Regions from separate parts of the Mus musculus genome. Here regions 1, 2 and 3 are each linked to region 4. A link is a loop called in an ENCODE intact Hi-C map of the cell type or tissue named here. Cell type or tissue: heart. All regions are shown on one strand. Links, peaks and the distances in the headings refer to the core of each region. The heading gives the core; the rest is flanking DNA. Region 1 has its middle 34 kb from the start of Gm30448. Region 2 has its middle 22 kb from the start of Osbpl10. Region 3 overlaps Cmtm8 (CKLF-like MARVEL transmembrane domain containing 8). Region 4 overlaps Cmtm6 (CKLF-like MARVEL transmembrane domain containing 6).

Region 1 (7,375 bases), core at 3,037-5,536, 130 kb after region 4:
TGTTGGTTGGTGACAAATGGGCAAGTTCTCAAAGCTTGGGTAAATGGTGCTGATCCTGGCTGGATGCTACTCTGGATACAAAGCTATCTTGAAGAACATCAGAGATGGATGGTACCCCAGACTACCCCTGTAACAGTGTTCTAGTGGCTGGAATTGTCTGCTGTCCTGCAAAGTAACAGCTGCCATGGCCAAGGAGATCACCGAGAGGTCACAGATCATCTCTTTTATGAAAGTTATAATCACCTCATGGACCTTGAACAAAACTGTCCTCAATGAAGGTGACTTAGAGACCCAGCTCTAACGTGCAAGACCTGACAGGACCCTGTCTTAGTCACTGTTCTATTGCTGTGAGGAAAGACCATATATAATTATACACACACACATATACACACACACACATATACATGCATACATACAATGACATATATATATGTATATATATATATATATATATATATATATATGTATATATTCATTTAATTGAGGATTTGCTTTAGTTTAGTGACAGTCATCATGGTGGTAGTGTGGCAACACACATGTCCTTAGAACACTAGCTGAGAGTTACATCCTTATCCAATGGCCCAGAAAGGGAGAGATGACACTGGGCCTGACTTGGGCTTTTGAAACCTCAAAGCTAGCCTCCCTAGTGACACACCTCCTCCAACTAGGCCACACCCACTCCAACAAGGCCACACCTCCTAATCCTTCTCAAGTAGTGCCACTTTCAAACATAAGCATTCAAGCATATTAGCCTATGAGGGCTGTTCTTATTCAAACCCACACAGAGGCCAAGGTCAAGTTTGAGGTACAACACCAGACATGGGGAGAACAAGCGAGTCTTCCCAAAGATTCACTTTTAGGTGGTTTGTTTCTATCATTAAAAAGAAAAAGAAAATGCTGAGAAAAGTCAAACATGTGTCTGTCAGCCCAGCACTCTCCACTACATGTGTGCCACAGAGAAATACTCCCAGATCCTTGAGCACACATGGAGAAGGACACCGATTGCAGCATCATACATAGAAGAGGGCTCAGAACAACCTATGTGTGGTGCCTGGTGCTAGGGGCCTAGATAAGTGTGCTGTTAAAGACAGGCTGTGGGAGTCTGGGGGCAGAAACAGTGGATTAAAGGTAGGCAATAATCTGGACAGATCAGGAAAACATACTTTAAATCATGTTACTCCTTGGGTCACACGACCAGAAGCCATAGCAACCCCAGAGAACCAAAGTGTTCCCCGTGCAGCTAAAACTCGGATGCCGGTTGTATGTATCTTGCTTATGTTCATCCATTAAACAGTTCTCTAAAACTCATAGGGTGAGTTTATACTTAAGGAATTCTGTACTGCGGCGGGTACTGATGGGGAGAAGTTTGGAAGGGAAACAGATAAGGAGATGAAGAGGTGGCGGGAGGTTGACCCAATAGAATAAAACGATCATCTAGGCGTGGTGGCACATGGGTTTAATCCAGCACTCGGAAGGCAGAGGCAGGCGGGAGTTTGAGGCCAGCCAGGTTTTCATATCTACCTAGCCAGGGATGTAGAGATAACCTGTCTCAAAAGAAAACAAAAAGGGATGGGGGAGATGGCTCAGCAGCCATATAAGAAGCTGGGCAAGGCTGCACATATCTGAACCCCAGTCCTGGAGGGGGGAAGATACAGAAGGACCCTGGGGCTTGCTGTCTGCCATCCTAGCCCCAGGTTCAGAGAATGTCCCTAAAACAGAATTCTGTCTCAAAGGAATGAGGTGGGGCTACAATATAGCAGGGACACCCCATGCCTGCCTCTGTCTTCTACACGCATGTACAAGTGCTGTTTGATTTCATTCATGAGAACTCTCCAGAGTATACATATCAATAGCTGCAGAGTGGGATTGTGGTGTGTGTGTGTGTGTCTGTGTGTGTGTACAGTGTGTGTATACAGTGTGTGTGTGTAGTGTGTGAATGTGTGGTATGTATGAGTGATTGTGTGTGTGATGTTGTATCAGTGTATGGTGTGTGTATGGTGTATGTGAGAGTGTGAATGTGTGTATTATGTGTGTGAGTATATGTGGTGTGTATGTATGTAGTGTGTGAATGTGTGGTATGTATGAGTGACTGTGTGTGTGATGTAGTATCTGTGAATGGTGTGTGTATGATGTATGTGGGAGTGTGAATGTGTGTGTTATGTGTGTGAGTATATGTGGTATGTGTGGTGTTGAATGTGTGGTATCTATGTGTGAGCGTGGTGTGTGAGTGTATGTGGTGTGTGTATATATGTAGTGTGGTGCGGTGTATATGGTGTATGTATGGTATATGTGAGAGTGTGTGTTATGTATGTGGTGTGTGTATATGTATTGGTATGTGGTGTGTGTGTGTGTGCATACACGAGTTTTTGTAGTGTAACCAGCCCCCTGTCTGAACGAATGGATTTCCCTTGAGCACTATGGGGCTTTGGGGCTTTGAGGCCAAGCCAGTGAATGGGCTGTCTCATTCACATTTGCTGACGAATGCAGCATGTCAGGTCTCTCTGCCAAGGTCTCTTCTAACTTGCAGATTCTTTGAGGTTTGTGGAAAAGACAAACAACAGTGCACACTCAAAACCAAGAACAAGAAAAGCCTGTTTTCCTTTCCCTGGCTGGTAACTGATACTCCCTGGGCAAGCTGGCTGCCCACACCTGCTGGCCATTCCCAGGACGCCACAGGCAGCAAGCTGCAGGTGACCCTACCTGTGAGAGGGAAGACGGCACAAGTTGTCACAAGTAAAACTCCTGCTCATTCCCAAATCCTAAAACCAGCCACTGTTGAGGAGAGACCCAGCTTCTTGTGAGCGCTTTAAAAACAAAAACCTGTTAGGTGATCCAGATGTGTGCACAGGTGTGAGAGCTGCCATTGTGCCCCCCCCCCCCCCACCAGCCTTCCAGTTTGTGTTGGCTCCTCCTCCAGCTGATTGGACCATTGTGAGAAAAAGGAGCCGAGCCTGACAGCCACTCCTGAGGAAGCTTAGGCTCTGCTGGACGAGTTACAATGTATCGCAGGCCAGCGGTGGGAGGAGCAGAGGCTGAGAGGGAAGGGTGAAAGAGTACTGCACAGACAGAGCAAAGATGATTTACAGACTGCTGTCCTGCCCCCGTGTGCATTCTAGATTTCCTAATTCAAATCTCATGTCTTTATTTGTGTATTCATTTTGTTTCATTCTTAAGACATGGTCTCCTGTAGCCCAGGCTGTATTCAAACTTGCTCTAAGTTTGTATCTAAGTAACCTGGAACCCCCCTTTTCCTGCCTCCACATCCTCAGAGCTTTGTGGACCAGGCTGACCTCAAGCTCACAGACCCATCTGCCTCTGCCTCTTGAGTGCTGGAATTAAAGCTGTGTGCCCCCATGCCTAGCCTTCATAACTGTTATTTATTCATTTTATTTTATTATCATTACTTTTTTTTAAGGATGGGGGGGGGCAGGGGATAGAGAGATGTGTCGACAAGTAAGAGCCCGGCTGCTCTTCCAGAGGACCCAGGCTCAATTCCTAACACCCACATGGTACCTCACCAGTCTGTAATTTCAGGTCCAGGGGATACAGTGTTCTCTTTGGATTACGCGGGCACTGCATGCTTGTGATGCAAGGATACACATTCATAAAACACTCAGACACACAAAAGCAAATAGAATCTCAAATTAATACAAATAAAAAGGAGCTGGGTGTGGTGGCACCCACCTTTACTCCCTGCACTCTGGAGGCTGAGGCAGGTGGATCTTTATGAGTTTAAGGCCAGCCTGGTCTACATAGTGAGTTCCAGGACAACCAGAACTAAATAGAAAAACCCTGTCTAAAAACAGTAGAGGAAAAGTAAACAATTGGTTGCCCTGTAATAGCTTTGGCACCTGTAGGTACATCTTGCCTGACAGTTCGGTATTGTATTACAGAGTCCACTGAGGAGTAAGACCCACTGATAACTTTCTATCCCCCAGGGGCCTACATAGCATCTTCTGGCACTATGTATGCTAACCAGCAGGGATGTACTATCCAAGACTGGTGCACCTTGATTTCTCAATGCCTTGCACCCAAAGGGTGTGGTGTCTTTAACCAGGGTCTTACCACCTGGCAGGGTAGCATACACCTTTAATTCCAGGTCTGAGAAAGCTGGGGCAGGAGAATTTGAGGCCAGCCTGGGGTACATAAGTTCTATGCCAGACAGGTTTATAGAGTGAGATACTATCTTAAAAACCAACCCACCAAAACAAACAAACAAACAAAAACCAACAAAACCAAACCAAACCAAGCAACCAGCCAGCCAGAACAAAACAAAAGGAGGGGCTGGAAAGATGGCTCAGAGCCTAACTATGAGCACTAGCTGTTCTTCTAGAAGCCACCAGATTTGATTCCTAGCAGCCATATGGTGACTGTCTTGAACTCCAGTTCCAGGAGATCCAGTGCCCTCTTCTGGCCTGCATGAGTACTGGACACATACTTGCAAGACATACATGCAAGCAAAACACCCATGCACATAAAAAGATAGACTAATTAAAAATACCTATAAAGTCAAGCAAAGCAAAAAGACACACGTATAAAGAGATGAACATTCCGTCTACATACCAGTCTTAGGCTGCACCATCTCCCGCCTCCTTTAACTTTTACACAGGAGGAAAACAGACGTTCTGAGTATTTAGTCTAGGCCACTAAGGCAAGAATCTGGGACAGTTTCTGCCGATCAGCAGCTTTGGGGACCGTGCCGTCTGAAGCCAACTGCATCCTGAGCACAGTGGGTCACTCGGAAGGAGGGCTGCTGGCCGGAAAGGCTTCAGCACCTGTGCCATGACTTCAGTCACCTCAGACACTCTGTGGCCTTTGGCTTTAATGACCTGGCGTGTTTTCAATCTGATGAGCAATTCCTTTCAAGGCTCTCATGTCTCACTCGGAAGAAACTCTCCCATTTCAAGTTGCTGTTAGCTTTGAACCTCCAACTCACTGATAATTAAATTCAAATTAAAATATCAAGCTGGGGGCTGGAGAGATGACTCAGAGGTAAGAGCACTGACTGCTCTTTTGGAGGTCCTGAGTTCAAATCCCAGCAACCACATGGTGGCTCACAACCATCTGTAACAAGATTTGGCGCCCTCTTTGGAGTGTCTGCAGATAGCTACCGTGTACTTACATATAATAAATAAATCTTAAAAAAAAAAATGAGCTGGGGATGGTGGCACATGTCTTTATCCCAGCACTTGGGAGGCAGAGGCAGGCAGATCTCTGTGAGTTCAAGTCCAGCCTGTGAGTTCCAGGACGGCCAAAGCTATGTAGAGAAACCCTGTCTCCAAAAAAAGCCAAAGAATAAAAATAAAAAAAATTAAGATACGACTTTCACTTATCAACTGGACAAAATGTTATTTTTCCACCATAGTTCCATGCTAGGTATGTGGATAGGAAAGTGGTTGCTTGCATTTGACTGGTAGGAATTTGGTTACATTTATTGGCTGCTTTAAAAAATACACCCTTGAGAGATGTCTCAGAGGTTAAGAGCACTGAGTTCATTCCCAGCGATCACATGGTGGCTCATAACCATCTCTAATGAGATCTGGTGCCCTCTTCTGGCCTGCAGGCATACATGCAGGCAGATCGCTGTATACATAATAAAGAAATAAATCTTAAAACATACTCACCCTTGAGGTGTGGTCAGGAGATAATAGCAGCCGTTGCTCTTGCTGGGGACCAGGGTTTATCCTCAGCACCCACATGGTGGTTGGCAACCATTTAGAACTTCAGTTCGGGGAGCGACACCCTTGTGCCCTCCTCCACCACTAGGTGCACACAGTGTGGATATGTACATGCAGGCAAAATGCTTATACACATAACATAAAATAAATAAATCTAAAATAGCTTTAAATCTTTAATTGCATCAGTCAGGAGTCAGAGGCAGGGCACTCACTGGGAGTTTGAGGCCAGCCTAGTCTATAGGGTGACTTTCAGGATAGCCAGAGCTACACAGAAAAGCTCTGCTTGAAAAACCAGTATATATAGATATATCAGACTGGAGAGATGGGTCAGCAGTTAAAAGCACTGGCTACTCTTCCAGAGGCTCTCGATTCAAGGCAAACACATACACGTAAAATGAAAATAAATAAATCAAAACTGTGTGTGCATGTGAGTGCATGTGCACCCCCTGCCCCCTTAGGCAGGATATGGTATTTTGTTCTGTAATCCTAGCATCCTCGGGTATAGAGAGATTTCAGGGCCAGCCTGGGCTATGTCAAACTCTGCTTCTGTTGTTGACTTTATGTTCTTTGGGGTTTTTTGTTGGTGGTAGGTTTTTTTTTTTTTTTGTGGGGGGGGGGTTTCTCTGTGTAGCCCTGGCTTTCCTGGAACTCACTCTCTAGACCAGGCTGGCCTCGAACTCAGAAATCTGCCTGCCTCTGCCTCCCAAGTGCTGGGATTAAAGGCCTGCAGCACCACTGCCCGGCTCTGTTGTTTTTAAAAGAAGGAGTAAGAAGCTTTGAATTGAGTTGACATAGCAGATGGGAGAGAGGGGAAAGACAGACAGATAGATGGACAGGCTGACATGGAAACCTAGAATGGTCAAATTAACTAAAGATCTCACACACACACACACACACACACACACACACACACACACACACACACACAGAGTCTCTTGTCTAAGAAAGTGCTGTTGTAGAAACCACAACATATAGCGGCAGTCAGCTCTCTGAACTGTCGAAACGGCCAAGAACAAACTCTTTAGCAAGTATGTTTGTTGTGATTGAAGAAGACCACAGTCATACCCAGTCCTTGTCAGCTGAGCCCACTCAGCAACATGCAGAGTTTGTAGAGAGATCAGAGCTCTTCCAAAAAACTGAGTTCAGTTGTTCTAAACAGGAGACAAGCTTGCTACAGAAGGAAGGCTTCTGTGGAAATATCACAGCCCATGGTGTGTGGACTCCTACCTCCAGGAAACAGGGATATCAGACGAGAGAACTGAATTGTTTATTAGCGTTTTAATTAGGAAGAATGGACTGGTTTAAAGCCATTAGAGGGGAGGGTAGAGGAGCAGGCAAGGACCCGTGGCAGAGGCTGGCAGTCTGTGATTTGTATGAGCAAGCACACGGACCTGAATGGGATCAGAAGGGAGGGCAGAACGCTAAGCAAAGGCATTTATTACTGTTTGTTTTGAGACAGGATCTCCTGTAGCCTCTCCCTCCCGATTGTTGTGATTACTCCATGACAGCTGGGTTTGTGCAGTGTTGGGGATGGAATGAGGGCTTCAAGCATGCTGGATACACTTCACCAACTAAGCTACATCCCCGGCCCAGGCAAGAGTCTTTAACAGAAATTAAAAGCAGGGGCTGGAGAGGTGGTTGGGGGTAAAGTGCTTTCTGAGCAAGCATGAGGACCCGAGGGCAGAGCCCCAGCACAT
Region 2 (7,375 bases), core at 2,481-4,980, 200 kb after region 4:
TTTGTTTTGTTTTTGTTTGTGTGATGTGATTTTTTTTTTAAAAGGGTCTTAAGTAACTCAGGCTGGCCTGGAACTCCTGCCTGAGATTACAGGCGTGTACCACCACGCCCAGTTTAGAGCCTTACCTTCATCCATGGCAGACAAGTACTCTGCCAACAGCTATGTCTCAGTCCTCTCGTTTATTTTCAGTTTTTTTCTCTTCACATAATTTAACTTATAATTTTTCGCAAAATAATTTATAGTTTCTGTTTTGTACTCTTGGGCTTTCTGGAATTATGCTTTGGGTCAATGACCCACCTGCTGTCTGTTTCCCTCCTCAGCCCTCGTCCCCTGCTGTCAGCAGCTTCCAGATACCAGGCGTCAATTCTCACCGAGCTCCGCCCTCCCTTTTTTTTGTGCCTTGCTACTTTTTGTCAGTCTTTCATTCCCTTGTTAAAATCTATCAGATTAGCTAGGCATGCCCGTAATCTCAGCATTTGCAGAGTTGAGGAAGGAGGACTACTGAGAGTTTGAGGAAAATGTGAGTTCAAGTCTAGCCTCGACTACATACATAGAGGCCTCAATGCCAGTCTGGTTTATAGACGATATAGCCTTGTAAAAAAAAACAAGAAAGCTGGGTGGTGCACGCCTTTAATCCTGACACTTAAGAGGCAGAGGTAGGTGGATCTCTGTGAGTTTCAGGCCAGCCTGGTCTACCTAGTGAGTCCATGTCAGCCAAGAGGTAGTGAGACCCTGTCTCAAACCCACAAACAAAAATCCTAAAAACCAATACCCCCAAAAGCCAATAAATAAATAAAAGAGCAAGGGGAATCATTTGATGTTAGATTATCATTCCCGTTCGCTGGTGTGATCCAGCCTAAGTGTTTTCCATATAACTTATGGATTGCTCATAAAATTTTATCATTGCTTTAAGAAAATTTAGATACTATAATTTAGCCTCCAACCTTCCTCTTCAACATAATCCCCACTCCCGTTTTATGACACCGGTTCTTCTGTCCTTATTTAAGGGTTTAATAGAGCCGTGTTTGAAACTGGCCAGAAGGCAATTTCAAGAAAGGGTGGCAGGCTGCTGTTAATGGGCACTCTCAGTATTTACTGCCCTCAGACAGAACACGACTGTTATTATTATTAAAAATCATATGTTGATTGCCATGGGTCTCCCCACAGCTACAGAGACATAAAAAATCCAAAGTGTGCCCCCTGCCCTATTAGCTAGCAAATAAAAATGTGCTTCCAAAAGGTTTTTCTGGCTTTGTTTAAGATATTTGCTTTGGGGGATGAACCCTATGGAGTGAGTGTGAGGGATGGGCCCTATGGAGTGAGTGTGGGGGATGGGCCCTATGGGAGCAGGATGATGTATCTGCACTCTGTATGAATTTCTTCTTATCAGTACTTGCTCCATCAGACGGAGCAGACTCTGCAGTGGGCACACCCAGGACCTTTACAGGGTGTAATGTAGATTCATGAACTCAAAGCTTACTTTGGGTGTGCGCAGCTCCCAGCTCTAACCTCAGAGGCCAGAGTCATATGAAATTCATGGGAAATGCACTTGTGGTCCTACTCAAGGGGCAGAGGCAGGGGGATGGCCTAGGCTATATACTATGGACTCTCTGAAAAGAAAATCAAAAGGCCAAACCCCACCCAACACAAAACAGAAAAGCCAAAACCAACCAACGAACTGGGGACCAAGTAAGACTACTGGTAATAAAATAAAAAAGTAGACACAAACGCCAAGAGACTGGTGAGAGGGCTCAGCTGGTAACGGCACCTGCTACCAAGCCTGAGGACTTGACTTGTTCCTGAGGCCCATGGGGTGGAAAGAATAGATTCCTGGAAGTTGACCTTTGACCTCCATATGCATGCACGGGGGCATGAGTGCTCCCCATAAATCAATAGAAAAATTTAAAATCTGGCAACAGTTGCTGGATTCTTTAGGTGTGCTAAAAGGCATGGATTGTGCCTCACAGTGGGTGAATTTGATGTTAAATTATATCCCGCTGAGGCCTTAAAGATAAAAGATAAATAAATCTCTCATGCTGTGACAAACTGGAGATTCTTGATCAAAACCAACTCTGAGCCATGAACAGTGACACCTTGTTATCCCAGCTCCCAGGAGGATCTGAGGTCCGGGGAAGTCCAGGCAGCATAGACGGGGTCTCCGAAAACCAAGCATCAAACAGACAGAAAGCTTAAAACAACAGCTAAACCTTGCCTAAGTGCATGGGTATCCAGACCCCCGCCTTTTCACGTATTCTTTAAATACATTCATCTATTTTCATGCTTTGGCAGGGTCACACCCATGCGGAGGCCGGAGAACAGGGTGTCAGGAATGGACTTTGGTCCTCAGACTTGTGGACAAGCTCTGTCAGCCCCTGCGCCCCAGATTACTGCCTTGTAGATGATGTGGTCAATGGCTGAGCTTCAGGAGAGCAGTGCCTCCACCATCTCCGGGTTCACCTGCGAACCCGCTGGCTCAAGGCCCTGGGGCCGCCACAGTGTAAGGCTCACAACTGTGCCTCACCACTGAGACTCACCCACTGTCTCACCACTGAGACTCACCACTGTGTCTCACCACTGTGCCTCACCACTGAGACTCACCACTGTGTCTCACCACTGTGTCTCACCACTGTGTCTCACCACTGAGACTCACCACTGTGTCTCACCACTGAGACTCATCACTGAGACTCACCACTGTGTCTCACCACTGTGTCTCACCACTGTGTCTCACCACTGAGACTCACCACTGAGACTCACCACTGTGTCTCACCACTGAGACTCACCACTGTGTCTACCACTGTGACTCACCACTGAGCTTCACCACTGAGACTCACCACTGTGTCTCACCACTGTGACTCACCACTGAGCCTCACCACTGAACTTCACCACTGTGTCTCACCACTGTGTCTCACCACTGAGACTCACCACTGTGCCTCACCACTGAGACTCACCACTGTGTCTCACCACTGAGACTCACCACTGTGTCTCACCACTGAGACTCACCACTGAGCCTCACCATTGAGACTCACCACTGTGTCTCACCACTGTGTCTACCACTGTGACTCACCACTGAGCCTCACCACTGAGCCAAACCACTGTGTCTCACCACTGAGACTCACCACTGTGTCTCACCACTGAGACTCACCACTGAGATTCACCACTGTGTCTCACCACTGTGTCTCACCACTGAGACTCACCACTGAGATTCACCACTGTGTCTCACCACCGAGCCTCACGTGTGTCCCTGGTTAGTAGAAATGGATGTAAGCCGGGAAAGCAGGCTGAGGAGGAGCAAGGCTGTCCAGCTCATGTTACTGATGACAGGATCAAGGGGAGACAACACAGGGAATAGTATGAAATCACCATGGTCCTTGAGAAGAGACAGATACTAATCATTTCTTTCATGTATTCACATTATTGAGGGGACACAGGACATCAATGTGTAGCCTAGCCTGGGAAAGACCCTGTGTCCAAGTCTCTCAGTGTTGGAATTATAGGCATATGTCCCCAAGAATCCAAATAAAAATGCTGGCTGTGGTGGTAGGATTGTTAAAGAACTGGGCCAAATCTTTTTAGGAAATGAACTTCCAGCATTTAGTCATTTACACCTGGGGACAATCGACCCTCAGGTGTTGAAAGTATGAACACAGCTCTGAGAGGCTCGCTCCACCTTTGACAGTGATCTTTCCCCTCACAAGTTCCTCTCACTACAGCCTTCTAGGGCGGGTCTCCGTGTGTTATGACTTCCGTCTACACAGTCATAGAGACTTGTGTGCAAGTGCTTTCCATGGCTCATTTCTCCCGGAAGCGTCATTCTCTGAACAAATAGATTATAGATTATGACTGCACCTATGAGAGGCCTCCTGTTTTTGGAGTGGTCTCCAGGATGTGCCACCATTGGTAATCCCTGGAATTACGTCCTGGGCTAAGGATACAGCTTAGAGATGGCCAAGTGGCCATAGTATTGAATCGAATGGGATATATCACCCCCTAGTGGTGGAATAGGAAAACAACCCCAGGCTTTGCCTCTGTCCCAGCTACTGAACTGTGGGTTAGCCAGGAGGTCAGTTTGTAGAACTCTAGTGGGGATTTTTTGTTTTGTTTTGTTTTGTTTTGTTGTTGATTTGTTTGTTTTTTATTTTTCGAGACAGGGTTTCTCTGTATAGCCCTGGCTGTCCTGGAACTCACTTTGTAGACCAGGCTGGCCTCCAACTCAGAAATCCGCCTGCCTCTGCCTCCCGACTGCTGGGACTAAAGGAGTGTGCCACCTCTTCTAGTCGGGAATTTGACAGTGATGTTTAAAGTTTGAATGTGGCAGTAACTGCAACAGCCTCCATAGTGACTCAGACCTTCCCTGAGTGGCGCTTACCCATTCAGAAATGGCCCACTTCCATGTCTGTCTCTGTCTCTCTTTTCATCCTTTCTGTGAGACCACAGTGGGACAGATTCCAAATTTATTCCCTGATGTCTGGTTTCAGGATGAAAATGCCTCACATGTGGGAAGGGCTTGAGGACAGACATCTAGCATGTTCCCATAGCTCCAGTTGCTTGAAAGTGCTCAGGACTTTGAGACCAGCCTGGATGGTGAGACCCCAGACTCCTGTAACTTTTTTTTTTTCAATATAAAGATTTATTTATTTTATGTATTTGTCTTCAGACACACCAGAAGAGGGCATTAGGTCCTAATTAGGTTGGAGACAGCCCAGGCTGTATTGTAGGAAAGCATATACTAGTTCAAATTCTGGACCATTGTAAGTACCCCACCACCACCATCCAGAGAACGTTTTCTGATTTCCGTATCTATAAGGAGGAACTGGGGGGATGATCCAATGGTTAAGGGTGCTTACTGCTCTTGCAGAGGACCTGGGTTTGGTTCTCAGCACCCACAAAGTAGTTCACAGCTACTTATAATTCCAGTTTCAGGAGATTTGAAACACTGTTGTGATCTCAAGAGGATATGGTGCATACAAACTCACACGGGCACAGACACTCACACAGGCACACACCACACACACACAATTTACTCACTCACACACACAGGGATATACACACAGGCACACACCACACATACACACACACATTCTCTCTCTCTCTCACACACACACACACAGGGACATACACAGAGGCACATACACTCACATGCACAGACACACACACTCACATAGGCACACACACATTCATTCACAAACACAAGGACACACACATACACACTCACACACACACACTGAATAAACAGATCTTAAAGATAAAGTGGAAGGAAGAAACCGAGAAGGGAGAGGTACAAATGGGGACAAGAGCCCATAATATTGCGGGATAATAACAATTATATGGGACAGGACACCGATCATATTGATGTGTCTAACTAGTGCAGAAAGACATAAAAAAGAAAAATGAGATATATAAGAGACTAAGGCAGAGATAAAATTGTCATTATTTTTCAGTGATATAAACTGTATGGAAAAACCAATAGAATCAATAAACAAACTATTAGAATCTAGGAGTTTATTGATCTTGCTGGATGAAAGATCTCTTTGCGTGGCTCAATAGGCTTCATTGCTCTTGTCTGGGGAACAGCACAAAACTGAACAGAGATCGTGGTGTCATTCACAAGCCCGGAGGTTATGAAGCACAGGGAAGTACAGCAGTACAGAGGGTTTTCTTTATTTGACTCTTGCATCCTTCCTTCCTTCCTTCCTTCCTTCCTTCCTTCCTTCCTTCCTTCCTTCCTCCCTCCCTCCCTTCCCTGTTTCTTTCCTTTTTTCTTTCTTTTGGTGTGTGGGTGCGTGTCTAGTTTCCTTCTCTTGCTGTGATTCCAAAACCTACTTAGAGAAAGAGGTTTATCTGGCTTACACTTCCAGGTCACAGTTCATCACTGAAAGAAAGTCCAGACAGGAGCTTAAGCAGAAACTTCAAGCAGAACCCATGGAGGAATGCAAGTTTGTTGGTTTGCTCTTTAGCTTGCTCGCTGGCCCGTGCTCTGATAGCTTTCTTATGTAGTCCATGCCCACCTGCCTAGGGATGATGCTGCCCACAGTGGACTGGGCCTTCCTACAGCAATCAAGGCCATCCCTCACTGATATGGGTATAGACCAATGATCTGGGCAAATGACCTTGGATTTCTGACTCTTCGGCCTGCACTTTCCAAGGCTAGGATTACAGGCAGGAACAACCACACCCAGTTTATACTGTGCCAGGGATTAGACCCAGAGGCCTTATGTATACTAGGCAAGCACCTAATTACTGAACTACACCACCCCCTCCCCAGCCCCGAGGGTTCTGGGACAGCCTCACGTAGCCCAGGTCGGCCTTGAACTCACCATGATTCTTTTGCCTCTGCTTTCCAAGTGCTGGGGTCACAAACACACATCACAGTGCCCAGCTCACTTCTGTAGGTTTTTACAAGGATACCAAAGTATCCTAGAGGGAGAGGGGAGAAGGAGTTGCCATTAAATGGGACAGGATGAAGCAGACAGATGACAGCTCATGCCATGAACTGGGGAATGTAATTAACTCAGTTTTCCCACAGCTGCAGAAATCCTAATGCATTTTTTTTTCTGGTCTACAACATAGCCTGTGTTGGGCTCAGCATGATCTCATTAACTGCTGAGTGTCTTCAGGGCCCAAGAACAGCTACTGAGCTTTTGGCTCTTGGTCATCTGGTACCTGATACAAAGTATACGTGTTCTATCAGGTTTTTAAAAGCTACGTTTTTAAATATATGTGTATGTTTGTGTGTCTGCACACATGAGTCCAGGTGCCCTGGGAGACCAGAATATGGTTTCGGATCCCTCTGGAGCTGGGGGTACATGTGGTTGTGAGCCACCTGATGGGTGCTGGGAATGGAACTCAGGCTCTCTGTAAGGACAGTAAGACAGCCAACTTGGTGGTGCACACCTTTAATCCCAGTACTTGGGAGGCAGAGGCAGGCAGATCTCTGAGTTCCAGGCCACCTGGTCTACATAGGGAGTTCCAGGACAGTCAGGGCTACATAGAGAAACCTGTTTCAAAAAGTAAACAAGCCGACAGACAGAGATACAGACAGAGTATTAGCCAGTAAGATCTTAACTGCTGAGCCACTCCCTAGCCCTGTGTAGAGAGTTTAAGAGATCAATGTCTACATTTCTTAAAAACTTACAAAAGTGTCTTCCTCCACCAAGACCACAGCACCCGGAAACAAGATTTTCCAGTTTTCTCACTGTAGACCTTTTAAGGCTCACAATCAACAGGGAAGTTCTGTGGTTTTGTCCTAGGTCTGTGTCTTTGGGAATGGCTCCTTTCTTTCCCCTCCTGGTCTCCCCGGCTCATGCTTGGTCCTCTTAGTCTAGGCCAGGAAGTCAGGTGGCAAAGGCAGTATGTTCTGGCCCTTTGATGGGCGGGC
Region 3 (7,375 bases), core at 2,390-4,889, 62 kb after region 4:
ATTTCTCTATCAGGTAAAGTCTTTTGCCTGAAGTGATCCAGATATTCAAGACACAGGACACTGGAGTTGATTCAGCCTCAGACAAAAGGCTGAGAAGAAAAGTGTGAAGGGCGATCTGGGCCTCACTGTGGGTGTCCGGGATGTTAGCTCCTTCAGTCCCTTCACAGAGCACCCTGGTTCTTGGGAGATGTACCCAAAGCTGCTTAGGGAGGAAGGACTAGGTGCCTGCAACTCTCTGTTATTAAACAAAAAAGGAAGCAAGGCTCAGTGAGATGACTCAGTGGGCAAAAGTGCTTGTGGCTAAGTCAGGTGACCTGAGTTTGACCCTTGGGATTTACATGGTAGGCGAGAACTGACTTCATCACTTTGTCCGCCAACTTCCAAAGCCATGCCTAGGCTACACATGCACACACACACACACACACACACACTCACACGCACAAATAAGTGTAAAAAAAAATCTATGGAAATTTAAAATAACCCACATTTTCACAGAAAGGGATAGAGAGTACATTAACTGAGGAGCACGCCTTCAGGAGGCAGAGGAAGGTAGCCAGGCCAGACCAACCAGGCAGCCTGGGGCACATAGGGAGTCTCTGTCTCCAACAAAACAATTACATAAAGGACTTTGTATTGTTTTTTTCCATTTTCTCAAGGGTTGTTTAGGTTTCCAATTTCGAAAACATTGGCGACCTGGGAGCGTAGCTCAGTGGCAGAAGACTTACCTCACAGGTGCACTGCAAAGCCAAAACTCAGCCAACCAAAACTGAAGGTGAGGGAGAACAAACAACTATATACACATTCGATGCTGCGGCAATCTAACCAAACCAGGAGGTTCCGAAATGTACCACCTCGCGGGAACAAAGAATAAGCCCCAGATAAATGATGTTTCTTGTCTCAAATCTGAGGCTAAGTCCTTGGCTATGTTGTATTTAGACACAGAAACACAACTGAGACATGTGTCAGGTCAGGCCCACCAGACATACATCAACTCTGATGCCACACTACACTGATACTGAAGCCTGGCTGCACTGGATGTACTGGCTAGTTTTGTGTCAACTTGACACAGCTGGGGTTATCACAGAGAAAGGAGCTTCAGTTGAGGAAATGCCTCCATGAGATCCAGCTGTAAGACATTTTCTGAATTAGTGATCAAGGGAGAAAGGCCCCTTGTGGGTGGGACCATTTCTGAGCTGGTTGTCTTGATTCTATAAGAGAGCAGGCTGAGCGAGCCAGGGGAAGCAAGCCAGTAAAGAACATCCCTCCATGGCCTCTGCATCAGCTCCTGCTTCCTGACCTGCTTAAGTTCCAGTCCTGACATCCTTTGGTGATCAACAGCAATGTGGAAGTGTAAGCTGAATAAACCCTTTCCTCCCCAACTTGCTTCTTGGTCATGATGATTGTGCAGGAATAGAAACCCTGACTAAGACACTGGGGATCTCAAAATGTTTATGCACACACTAAACGAGCCCTAAGCACACATTGAAGAAAAGCTTGCAAATTTTTAGCACTAATGCTCTCAAGAGAATATTGAAAAATCTCACTAGGAGAGGTCTCCACTCCCCAGGAAGCCATGACTACCAGCCATGCCAAGCCAGAGGGCAGGAGGGTCTTTGAGTTCGGGGCTATCCTGGTCTACATAGTGCTGGGATTAAAGCATGAGCCACTCTGCTGATCTGAGGCCCAGGTTAACCTCAGCTCTTAAGTTTCTTGCCACAACTTCCCAAGCGCCTACACTTGGCTAGGACACCTTTAATTTAATTAACAGAAGTTGAATGGAGGGAATACCAGGTTCACTAAAAGAAAAAGGAATTTTGTTTTGTTTTGTGACAGTTTCTCTGTGTAACCCTGGCTGCCCTAGAACTATTTCTGTAGACTAGGCTGGCCTTGAACTCAGAAATCCACCTGCCTCTGCCTCCCGAGCACTGGGATTAAAGGCATGCGCCACCACACCCGGCTTTTTTTTTTTTTTTTTTTTTTTTAAGAGACTGAAAATACTTCAGAAAAAATTACATTTTTTAAAAAAATTATTATTATATGAAAATATACTGTAGCAGTATTTAGACATACTAGAAGAGGGCATCAGATCTCATTACGGATGGTTTCTGAGACACCATGTGGTTGCTGGGGATAGAACTCAGGACCTCTGGAAGAAGAGCCAGTACTCTTAATCGCTGAGCCATCTCTCCAGCCACACATGTTTTTTATGTGTGTTTTGCTTTGTAATTTTAAAAGATTTATTCTTGTTTTATACATATGGATGTCTTACCTGCACTCGAGTCTGTGCCCCTCATTTATGCAGCCCTGGAACTGCTGTTACAGATGGTTGCCAGCTGCCATGTGGGTGCTGGGACCTGAACCAGGGTCCTCTGGAAGGGCAGCCAGTGCTCGTAACGGTCAAGCCATCTCTCCCAGCCCAGCATCTCTACATTAGATCTTTACACACATATACAACCATTTTGGCTAGATTACAGGACTTGGGCTGGAATTCTGTGAGCTGTTAATGACCACGCAACCTACCTGAGGAGTCAGTATCCTGCATCACCTCCCACCCTGCTGGAGGAATTAATCCCCCGCATCACCTCCCAACCTGCTAGAAGAGACAAGCCTCCCGCATCACCTCCACCCTCAAGTTTCTCGTCAGTCAGTTCACTTGATTTTTTTAAAAATAGAGTCTCACTCTGAGGCTCCGCCTGACCTCAGACTCTAAGTAAATGAGGCTGGCCTGGAGCTCCTGACCCTTCTGCCTCTGCCTTCCAAGTGCTAGAGTTATAGGTATGTGCACTCTCATCTGAATTAATTCCCAAGGCATTTTCCAAATCCTTCCCCTACACACACTGTACCATTTCACATACAAGGTCTTACTTTTAACTGCCAAGTGCCCCTGAGGTGTAAGGGCTTCCCCGTTTGACGACCACAAGCCAATAGCCAAGTCCTCAAGGCAGGCGAGGGAACAGCAGAAGAAACACTATTTTCTTTTTTCTTTTCAATGGTTGTGCTATGAGGTCACTGCTGGGATTCCAACAGGCAGGCCAGCCAGAATGCTCACCCCAGAGGTGAAAGGGGCTGACACCCACCACACATCCTCTGGGGGGAGGAGCGGGGCAGCTCTCACTGTGTCTACAAGGTCACAGAAGCTGATTCAACGATGAGAATGGCCTGGTCAAAAAGGGTAAGGATGGGGCTCTGGGGAGATGGCTCAGTGGGAAGAGTGGAAGAAGGTTCAAATCCTCAGAGCTCCCACATAAAAAGCCAGCTGTGGCTGTGGGCATGTCTCTAAGTGCCGCACAGAGACTGGGGAAGGGGGACAGAAACAGGAGGCTCAAAGGAATTAAGGGGACAGTGGTATGGCGGGACACTTGTCACCCTGTCTGGCCTCCACGGATACACACACACACACACATACACACACACACTCATCATCATCATCTATCTTTTTCTTAGGAAGGTTTGTCTTCCTTGTTCAGTGTTTTGCTCATAAATCGGCCAGAAAAAGCACAAAAACACACGAGGCGGGAGCTGTGGGGAAAAGTGTTTAGAACCACTTATTAAAATAATTACAGTATGGACATTGGGGAGGAGGACTCTAGTGCCCTCTATTGGCCAGGCTAAGTACTGTCACCCTCTGAACCACCTGACCTTGCTTTGTTTGAGGTTGTCTTTCCCAACTAAGTCTGTGTAGCAAGGGCAGGAGGCCCCAACCCTGATCCCTCTGGCTCTGGTAAGAACACCAACATTTACACAGGCACCTTTTCCAAGGCACCAGAGAATACCGGAGGTCAGCACTCACACAGCCTTTCAGGCTGGCAGGCAAGATTTTCCAGAAGCAGACTGTCATGGGACTGGAAAAGAGAAGCCCAAACCCAACACAGGACAACGGGTCCCAGATGATTTTTTCCCAGTGGACATAGCCACATCTGACATGTCTGCTAGCCAGCAGTCTGTACAGTGACAACTACCCGAGACCACGGGACTGTGAGGAGGCGAGACATCAGGACAAATGTACACACAAGAAGAAAATCATTCGCCTTATAGCTGGGAGTCAAAACAGAGCGGAAGAGGGGAACAGACTTCCAAATCCACTAGGCCACCAATGACTTAAAGACTTCCTGCAGGACCCACTTCCTAAAGGCTCGGCCATGCCCCAACAGAGCGAATCTGAGGACTAGACAGTTATCACATGATTCTATGGGGGGCACTTCAGATCTAAATTACAGGGCTGGAGAGTTGACTCAGTGGTTAAGAATACCCAGCACGCACATGGCAGTTCACAGTTCATCTATAACTCCAGTCCCAGGAGACACAGTGCTCTCTTCTACCTCTGTGGCCACCAGACATACCTGTAGGTAAACACCCATACACAGAAAATCACCAGATAAATAAAACTTAAACAAACAAGCAAACAGAAAACCAAGATCTGGATGGCCACGTGAAGTACGCATGGCTTGTTGTACGCACTGACTACCCATCTGCAGTCTGGCAGTGTTCATGCTTTACAGATGTACCGCTAGGTCAGAGAGACCGGTCTACTCATAGAAGGGATGAACGATCAGCCCAACTCTGGGAAGTAAAATTGGCATATATGACAGACTGCTGGAGAAGTCTGATGGGAGGGACTTCCTGTGTGTTATTTGAAGCACAGAAGAAGGGTATATGGTCCAGAGAGAACAGGAGACCCACTCACATAAGAACAAAATATAAACCGGGCATGGTGGCGCATGCCTTTGATCCCAGCACTTGGGAGGCAGAGGCAGGCGGATTTCTGAGTTTGAGACCAGCCTGGTCTACAGAGTGAGTTCCAGGCTACACAGAGAAAAACAAAACAAAACAAAACAAAACAAACAACAACAAAAAAACAAAAAATGAACAAAATATATTTTGATATATTATTTTCATATATTAAGTAGTTTGTGGGAGGCTGGAGAAATGGCTCAGTGGTTAAGAGCACTGACTGCTCTTCCAGAGGTCCTTAGTTCAATTCCCAACAACCACATGGTGGCTCGCAACCCATCTATAATGGGAATCAGATGCCCTCTTCTGGTGTGTCTGAAGACAGTGACAGTATACTCATATACATAAAATAAATAAACAAACCTTTAAAAGTAGTTTGTGAAATATACACACACACACACACACACACACACACACACACACACACACACCCTGTGCATATGATAAATAAAAAAGATGTGTGTATAGGCTGTTGTTTTTCCATTATAGGCAGGGCTGAAAATAAAATCAGACGGTCACATGTGTTTCTATTTGCATAAAGGATTTCTCAACTGGAGGTGACTTTGCCCCCACTGGGGCCTTTGGTAATGCCTGGACGAGCTTCTTACTGTCATGACTCGTCGGGGGTGTGCTACTGACATCTGATATGTGGAGTTCAGGAATACTGTTAGGTGCCCCCCAATGTGCAAGAAAGCCTCATCTGAGGCTTATCCAGCCCACATATAGACGGATCAATAAAGCCTCTCACATCATGTGTGTGGTGCAGGGTTAATAGAAGTGGGGGCAGTTACCACGCGTTTTTATCATGCTTTGATCATTTGACATGTGACACATTAACTAGTCAAGGCCTATTTGAAAACTGAGTTTAATTTGGGAAAGACACACAACACAGTGGTAATGTGGAACACAGGTGAGGGTCTCTAGTAGAATTCAGGAGCCTGTGTTGTGTATCCAACTATGTAGAACCTCACCGTGTGCTTCTCTCTTGGCTCCTTTTCCTCATCTGGATACATGTAGGAAGAGCTAGGATCAGGGACAAACCTGACAGTCTCTTTCAGTACTGCTCAATCATGAATGATTACTTCATGGGCCTAAAGTCAAAGCAACTCATTTGTATTGTTTTGAATTAGGCTCTCTCTGCGTAGCTCTGGCCGACCTGGAACTTGATATGTAGACAAGGCTGGCCTCAGATTCACAGATACCCTTCTGCCTCTGCCTCTGCCTCTGGAGTACTGGGATTCAAGGCATGTGCGGCCACATTTGGTTCAAAACAATTCTTAAAGCAGCCCACAGTATGGCTGAGTTTTGGAACATCCAGAAGAAAAAAAGAGTCTAAAAGTAGGGGACCAGGAAGGTGGCTCAGTGGGCAGCATGCTTGTTCTCTAAGCACAGGGACCTGGGTTAGATCCCTAGCACCCACATTAAAAAGGTTGGGTGCAGCATCAGGTGCCTGCACCCTAGCATCAGGGCATAGAGAGAGGTGGACTCTTAGAATGGAACTCCCTAACCAGCCAGCTGAATCAAAACGGGGACCTCCAGGTTCAGCAGAGATCCTATTTCAGGAGATAGGGTAGGTCAGCTGCCACACACAAAAAGAAGGTTAAAAAAAAAAAAACAACAGAGGAGTGACAGTGGGAGAAGGAGGGGGTTCCAAAAGACATGGGGGCAAAAATGGCTAAACTCTACTCACTAAATGTATGAAACTGTCAGACCAAAAAAAATAAAATAAAATAAAATAAAATAAAATAAAAAAATCTGGGGAAATACAAGGCAGAAAAGCAATGAAGAAGATGTATGTCCCTGTGTCAATCTCTGACCCTCACAAGGAAATACACACACACACACACACACTCACACACATACAAACACATAATCAGACAACAAACACACACACACAGACATTCAAATACACACAAACACATGCATACACACTCACTCATTTGCACACATAAACATTCAAACACACGCTCACACACACTTACACACACATACAAACACACAATCACACAACAAACACACACATACAAACACACAATCACACAACAAATACACACACACATACAAACACACAATCACACAACAAACACACACACACACAGACATTCAAACACACACATGCATACGCTCACTCATTTGCACACACAAACACTCAAACACATGCTCACACAAACACACTTACACACATACACTCATTCACACACATACATATAGAATCAAAATTTCAAATTAGACACAAAACCGTAAGCCAACGAATTTCAAACCAACAACTTTACTTACTTTTATGACGCTAAACCGTTATGTACAAGGCAAAGATGCTACTGCTAACAGCCAGGCAGAGTCCTTTAGGTTTATCCAAACAATGCCCATGTCATCTAGCAACCCCCAAAACGCCGACTCCCATTGCTTATGCCATTCTCCCACTGCTAGCACAGCTGCCCACTGCCAGCCCTTTTTGGTCTGTGGCATGACTGACCTACCCATGGCCTAGCTGGGTACTTAGATAATCAGTCTTTGTTCCAATGTCACGAGCCCATGGCAAAGCACTACAGTTCACTACCAAGGTGACTGTAAACACAAACACAGGTGCCTGCTCTGAAATAATGGCAGGCTGCAGGCCAATTCAGATGTCCAGAATTTGCTTACA
Region 4 (6,791 bases), core at 4,183-6,682:
ACTGGGCGCCCTTCCGACCCGGGGGACCCTTCTTCCCTTCTTGCCTTCTTCCTAGAGCTTGAGCGAGATCCAGCACGTCCAGGCCTTCTGTGCACTGGCCAAGGTTTCCCAGGCTGGGCTTTCTCTTTGGAGTGGTGCGATGGATCGTGTTTCCGGGGATTCACTGTAAAGTCCCCGTCCTTTCCAGTGTCTTGCGTGCCTGGTGTGTGGAAGGAGATGGTTTCAGTTTCCTAGTGAGGCTGTGGCAGTTCTTGGAAGTGGATGAATCTGGGCACACAGCTTCTGCCCTGTCCCTGCCTCACTGCCTGATCTGCTGTCCTCAAGGTTTACATACTGGTGATGTCACCATAGCTGCTCTGGAGATCATGAAACTGATCCTTAACATTGCCTTACTGGACATGCCATTCCAGAGAGGGGACAGTAGGCTCTTGAAACCAAGAATAGAGAAGTTCAAAAGTAACCAGTCTATTGCAGACAATTTTAGAGTTTTATATCAAGCTGTGCTGTAAATATCATTTAGACCTATTGAGAATTAACAGCAAATCTGAGCTACTTTAGTGTTACCAACTATTAGTCTGCTGACTGTTTCTATAACAAAATACCTGAGACAATCAACTTAAAAAGAGGAAGGGTTGGGGAAAAGGTTAATCTTGGCTTGCAGTTTTGTAGGCTTTGGCCCTTAGTCAGACCTGCTGTTTTAGACAGCAACACATCACTTGGGGAGTTTGTTGTAGATCTGGAAGCAAGGAAAGAAGGGCGGTGGCTTGAGGTCCTGAGGTCACTTAAGGGCACACCCTCTCTGACCTAAGACCTCACTAGGCCCCGCCTCTAAAGGTTTCTGACCTCAATAGTGCCTTCCTGGAGAACTAGTTTCTAACTCTCAGGCCCTTGGGGACATTGCATCTCAGTAGTAGGTGCCTCTCTACCTGTGTTTGGCTTGTTCATGATTGGCAGACACTCTGCCTGGCTCTGCACAGCAGCGGCTCAGCATCAGCATCCAGCTGCTTGCTGTGTGTTAGTTGTCTCACAGCTGAGGGCTCTGCCTCGGCTACTTCAGGCTTTCCGGTTAGGAAGATAATTTGGTCACTTGTGTCTGTGGCCACTCTTAGAATTTTCTCTTTTGAGGGAACCTGTGACTGGTTGGCTTTTGCATTCTATGGAGGGAGATGGGGTTAAAGACTGTGGCAACACACACCCTCCAGAAGAGCTGGGACCAGAGACTGTCAGCACAGAAAGGACAATGTCTTTTTTAGTAGCTGTGGCAGACTTGAGTTGCTGTAATTTATACAAATTGTTTAGAATGGTTTTTAAGACTAAGAAGGGAAATATACTTATTGCACAAGACTTTTATAATTACTATACTTAAATTATGCTCTATGTGGGGACTGAGAAGTGTATTTCTACGTTGCTTATATCTGATCACTTTTGTATTTGTTGATTTAAAGCCTGTGGGTCTTTTTTTTAATCACTCTTAATATCAACTTTTATAATCTTTTAAAATAAATCCTCTTAATTCCAGTGTTTGTGCCTTCACAGTTGTTCATTAATTACAGACTTATTTAGATGAGGCCCTCACTTGAGGGGTTAGCTGTCCCCATGTCTGTACGTGTCCAATACACGGGCTGTCTTCTGGAGAGTGGGATTCGGACTTAAACATCATGTTTGTCGGCTGTGGCAGCACAGGAGTCTCCAATGCCATCACTTAGGGCTGAAGCAGGAAGGTCACCAGCTTAAAGCCAACCTGGTTTACATAGCAGGGAAAATACTGTAAGAGCTAGCTGTGGTGGAGGCAGATCTGTGTAAGTTTAAGGCCAGCCTGGGCTACAGAGTGAGTTCCAGGTCAGCCAAATAAATAAATGAAAACAAAAATATACTTTTTAGGGAATCCCATGGCATGAATTATAGAAGAATACTAGACATCGGGTGGTTTTAAATCCCTCCCCCCCTTTTCTTTCCTCTTCCTTTCGCCTCTCTCTCCTTTCCCTTCTGTTCTGACACAGGGTCTCATGTAGCCCAGGCTGGCTCCAAACTCACTCTGTCGATGAGGATGACACTGACCTCCAGGTCCATCTGTACTTGCTTCCCAGATTCTGGGGTCACAGCTGCATGTCACCTCCACCTAAATCATTGTAAGAATGAAGTTTTGGACTCTGCTTAACACCCTAGATGTGGCTCCTGTGCTGTGGACAGATAGAGGCATCTGTTTGGGACAGCTCAATCACTGGACAGTGCGAAGCAGAGCCAGGGCGTCGTTGTGCTAAAGCAGAACTATTTGTGGAGTTTGTAAAATTCCTGCCTCCAGTCCCTAGAGAATAACAGGATCTTTATAGTTAGTCCTCAGAAATTCACTGGGATTTGTACATTCTTCAGGTTTTTTGTTTGTTTGTTTTTTGTTGATAAAAAACATTGTATCAATATGCAGCCAGCTGCAAAGAGCAGAAGACCTAAAGCAGGGAATGCCGACAGTAAAGCATTCCTGGTGGCGGGCGGCCTGTGAGGCTGGGGCAGGGGGATCGCTAATGCCCACCCATTTTCTGCTGAGACTTCTGTCCACAGAGTTGAGACTTTACAGTCACAGGACTGTCCAGAGGTGAGGAAGGGTTGTTGATTCTCCAGAGTTCCCCATGAGCCCTTAGTGGGTTTGACTCATTTTGCAGGTGAGTTCAAGGTTGCGCTTGCTGACTGTGATTAATGCACTGTGACTAGAGTAACATAATCTAGACCCCCGTCCCCACGCCACACACGCACACACCAGTATGAAAATACCTGGATTTAAAGCTGCCCTCTACCTATCAAAGTTGGTTTTGCTAACAGAGGAACGGGATCATCATGTGAGACTGAAGACAATGTTGGATGCACTGATTACACCAGGCAATGGTGGCAGACACCATTGATCCCAGTATTTGGGAGGCAGAGGCAGGTGGATCTCTGTGAGTTCAAGGCCAGCCTGGCTTAGACAGCAAAGCCAGGGCTATACAGAGAAACTGCCTTGAACTGCCCAAACCAAAAAGCCCAACCAGCCCCCAGTTTATAAAGCACTTATTATGGTCTGGGAAATGGTCCAGACAATGCTTGCAAAGTTGCAAAGACTTGAGTTTGAACCCCAGAACCTACCTAGAGCCAGGTGTGGTTGCATATGTTGCAATGGGGAGGCAGAGATAGGTGGCTGCCTGGGGTTTTTGACCAGCCAGTGTGGCCTGCCTGGTGAGCTCCAGGCTGATGAGATCTGGCTCCCAGGAAACTCTGGTTTCTTCTGGTCTACACACCCATGTGCTTATGCATGTTCACACATGTGTACTGCACACATGAACGTGTGTGAACACACAATTGTAGTCTTGACCGCTCTGAGATGTCTTTTTTTTTTTTTTAGGCTAAATTATAGTTCTATAAGTAATATGCATCACAGAAACTTTTTAAAATAAAGGCAGCTGTAAAAGGCAGCAAGGATTCTCATTACCCCAACTTATTTATTTATTTATTTATTTATTTACTTATTTACTTATTTATTTATTTATTTTCGAGACAGGGTTTCCCTGTATAGCCCTGGCTGTCCTGGAATTCACTTTGTAGACCAGGCTGGCTTCGAACTCAGAAATCTGCCTGCCTCTGCCTCCCAAGTGCTGGGATTAAAGGCGTGCGCCACCACCGCCCGGCACCCCAACTTATTTTTAATGTTCCTATATGTCTGTGTATGTGCATGTTACAGTGCCTGTTAGAAGTCAGACTTGTGGGAGGCAGGGCTCTTTGTCCACCATGAGGGAGACCCAGGATCCAACTCAGCAAATGCCTTTTTTTTGCTGAACATATTCACCAGCCCTTTAAACAAATTTTTGTGGGGGGCTGGAGAGATGGCTCAATGGTTAGGAGCATTGTCTACTCTTCCAGAGGTCCTGAGTTCAATTCCCAGCAACCACACAAGGTGGCTCACAATCATCTATAATGGGATCTGATGCCCTCTTCTGGCATGCAGGTGTACATGCAGATAGAGCACTCGTGTATAAAATAAAATGTTTATACAGTCCTCAACATTTTGTATTTGTATTTTTTGTTGTTCTTCCTCCCGCCTCTCTCAGCAGGGAACTTCTGATCTTTCTGCTTCCACCTCCCAGTGTTGGAATAACAGACATGTTATATAACCTACGTGGTGGCTCACAACTATCTGTCACTTCAGCTCTAGGGGAGTTGACACCCTAACCTGGCCTCTGTAGGTACCATGTGTGCATGTTTGCACACATGCATGCAAGCAAAACACTCAAACACATAAAATAAAAATAATAAATGTTTTAAAAATAAGGAGATGCCCAACACAGTGGTGTACACTTATAATCCCAGACTGAGAGGCTGAGACAGGAGGATCATTATGAGTTCCAGGGCAGCCTGGGGTACATAGGTACAGAGTAAGACCCTATTTTTTTTCTTTTTTGAGACAGAGTTTGACCCTATATTCCTGGCTGTCCTGGAACTCACTTTGTAGACCAAGCTGGCCTTGCACTCACAGAGATCCACCTTCCTCTGTCTCCCGACTCCCGAGTGTTGGGATTAAAGGACTGTGCCTTTATCTCCACTGAGACCCTATCTTTAAAATAAATTAAGGATGTGGGAGAGAAGGTGTGGCTTGAGGCCAGTAGGGTGACAGGCAAATAAAGCCACCAAGGCTACACGGGGATGTCCCCTGCTGACATATGAACTCATGTGCTCTAGAGTAGAACTAACATAAGAAAAGCAACTGTGTGGTGATCGGTGGTTCCGGAAGTGATGGTGGAAAGAGAAAGATGGGCGCAAGAGACGATAAGCATCATGTGATGGCTAATCTTGGTTGTCAACTCGGCCACATCTGCAATCTACGAGAACCAAAGTATCTGGGCAAGCCTGTGTCCCCTGCAAGCCACTCTAATAAATCCTGTGTGTGTGCGCGTGCTTGAGAGAGAGCTATCTCTCTCGAGAAATTAAGGGGAAAGCTAATCTGAAGGTAGGAAGGGGACGGCCAGGCGTGGGCCAGTGGTTATTGTGTGCCCTGAATGGAAGACTATGACTAATCTGTGCGTCCACAGAAGTGTGCACATCTCTGCTCTACGTCAGAACCTCAGCCTCTGCTCTGGCCGGGCAGGAGTGGCAGTGCGTTCCTCTGGTCGCCAGGGGGCGCGCGCTGCACGAGTGGGCGCAAGTCGGTGGCCTCCACCTAAGGGTGGAGTTTCTGCAACTAGGAAGTAGAGCGCGGTTGGGAGGAGAGGCTGCTGCAGGCATGCACAACTGCGGCAGGGGAGGGAGGCTTCCGCCTGGCGAGGCCGCAGAGGAAACAGCTGGCAGCCCTGCGGGCCTCAGCAGGACTTCCCCGCTTTACCGCCAGGACACGCGCGGGGTCACTTGCCAGTGGGCGAGCCGGCCGGGTGTGCCCCCAGACAGGGCTTGTTTGGTTTCAGCTTCGTTTCTAGGTTTCGTTGGCAACGTTTCCAGATTGGGAGATGCTTAGCTAGAAGGCCCAGATTTCCAATTTTCTGGGTCACTGGGGCAGCTGGCATCAGTGAGCAGCTGGCAGCCCTGGGCCAGCTGCCACCTCCGAAGCGAAGCGCCCAGAAGGCAGGATCTGCCGCAGTTTAGAGAACCCTGACTGATCCGGACAGCGATCATCCTCAGGTGGTAGCCAATCGGTTGTGTGTGTGTGTGTGTGTGTGTGTGTGTGTGTGCGCGCGCATGAGGATATTTTTTATTTTTGCAGTTTTTCTAGATACATAAGAAGACAGTAAAATCTTAGGAACCTACTGACTGTCCTCACCTTCCCAGGAGGTAGTGAGTATTTTCTGAGGGGAAGCCTCTTGGAGCTGGTCACCCAGGCCATTGTAAGGTTAGAAGCATCTTTCATACCGGTTTCTTACAAACTTTTAAAAAAATGTTCAACTATTATTAATATATATATATACACATATATATACATATGTGTATATGTATATATGTATATATATATATATATAGTCTCTCTGTGTTAGTTCTGGAACTCACTTTTTTGGGATCGTGGTGGCTTAAATTTTTGGGTTTTTTGCTTGTTTGTTTTGTTTAATCCCAGCACTTGGGAGGCAGAGGCAAGTGGATCACAGAATTTAAGGCTAGCCTGGTCTACAGAGCTAGTTTCAAAACAGCCAAGGCTACAGAGAAACCCTGTTTCAAAAAGACCAAAACCAAAACAACAAAAGATACCTTAAAATGATTTTTACATTTTTACTTTTTTATTTATTTTATTTTTTTTGAGACAAGGTCTCCCTACGTGTAGCTATGCTAGCTTCAGACTTAGCATCTTCCTGCCTCAGCCTCCAGAATGCAGGAGTTACACAACACTTACCTTTTTGTTTTTAGTAAAGGTTGGTCTATCCTGGCCTGCCCTTGGTTGAATTCCGATCCTCCTGTCTCCACTTCTGCCTTGTTATTATGAACGGACCACCACAGGCTTCTTCACTGAGGGCATGTTTTGCATGCTGGATGAGCACTCTATTAAGTGAATTAAATTTATTTTTTAATAGCAAAAAAAAAAAAATCTTTTCAGGCTGGAGAGATGGTGTAGCAGTTAAGAGCACTGACTGCTCTTCCAGAGGTCTTGAGTTCAATTCCCAGCAACCACAAAGTAGCTCACAACCATCTGCAATATAGATCTGATGCCCTCTTCTGGTGTGTCTGAAGACAGCTACAGCATACTCATATACATAAAATAAATAAATAAATCTTTAAAAAAAAGGGAAAAATCTCTTCAATTCAGTTCATTCTTGAAAGTCTATTCTATAGAACAGGGAATCGGCAAATAT

Evidence for each region. Peaks named below come from ENCODE experiments on the same cell type or tissue, not always from the same donor. Only the 100,000 strongest peaks of a DNase experiment are listed, where the experiment ranks them.
Region 1: a loop joins it to region 4, with 2.8 times the contacts of the local background. A loop is called at or near these places in 4 of 42 quality-filtered maps.
Region 2: a loop joins it to region 4, with 8 times the contacts of the local background. A loop is called at or near these places in 4 of 42 quality-filtered maps.
Region 3: a loop joins it to region 4, with 8 times the contacts of the local background. A loop is called at or near these places in 7 of 42 quality-filtered maps.

What each region holds. Positions count from the first base shown.
Region 1 is chr9:114,883,511-114,890,885 of GRCm38, forward strand. No RefSeq gene overlaps it. Among named protein-coding and RNA genes, the nearest start is that of Gm30448, 34 kb to the left of the region's middle. In heart, for the core only: a CTCF peak has its summit at 4,414 (motif pointing left); no DNase peak of the experiment used is centred there.
Region 2 is chr9:114,953,199-114,960,573 of GRCm38, forward strand. No RefSeq gene overlaps it. Among named protein-coding and RNA genes, the nearest start is that of Osbpl10, 22 kb to the right of the region's middle. In heart, for the core only: a CTCF peak has its summit at 3,994 (motif pointing left); no DNase peak of the experiment used is centred there.
Region 3 is chr9:114,811,882-114,819,256 of GRCm38, forward strand. All of the region lies in intron 1 of Cmtm8 (CKLF-like MARVEL transmembrane domain containing 8), which reads right to left. Among named protein-coding and RNA genes, the nearest start is that of Gm23889, 23 kb to the right of the region's middle. In heart, for the core only: a CTCF peak has its summit at 3,606 (motif pointing left); no DNase peak of the experiment used is centred there; H3K27ac peaks cover 535 bases.
Region 4 is chr9:114,747,827-114,754,617 of GRCm38, forward strand. Cmtm6 (CKLF-like MARVEL transmembrane domain containing 6) reads left to right here. Exons shown (of 4, transcript NM_026036.3): 4 at 1-1,517. Among named protein-coding and RNA genes, the nearest start is that of Gm9888, 16 kb to the right of the region's middle. In heart, for the core only: a CTCF peak has its summit at 5,133 (motif pointing right); a DNase peak (open chromatin) is centred at 5,245; H3K4me3 peaks cover 981 bases; H3K27ac peaks cover 574 bases.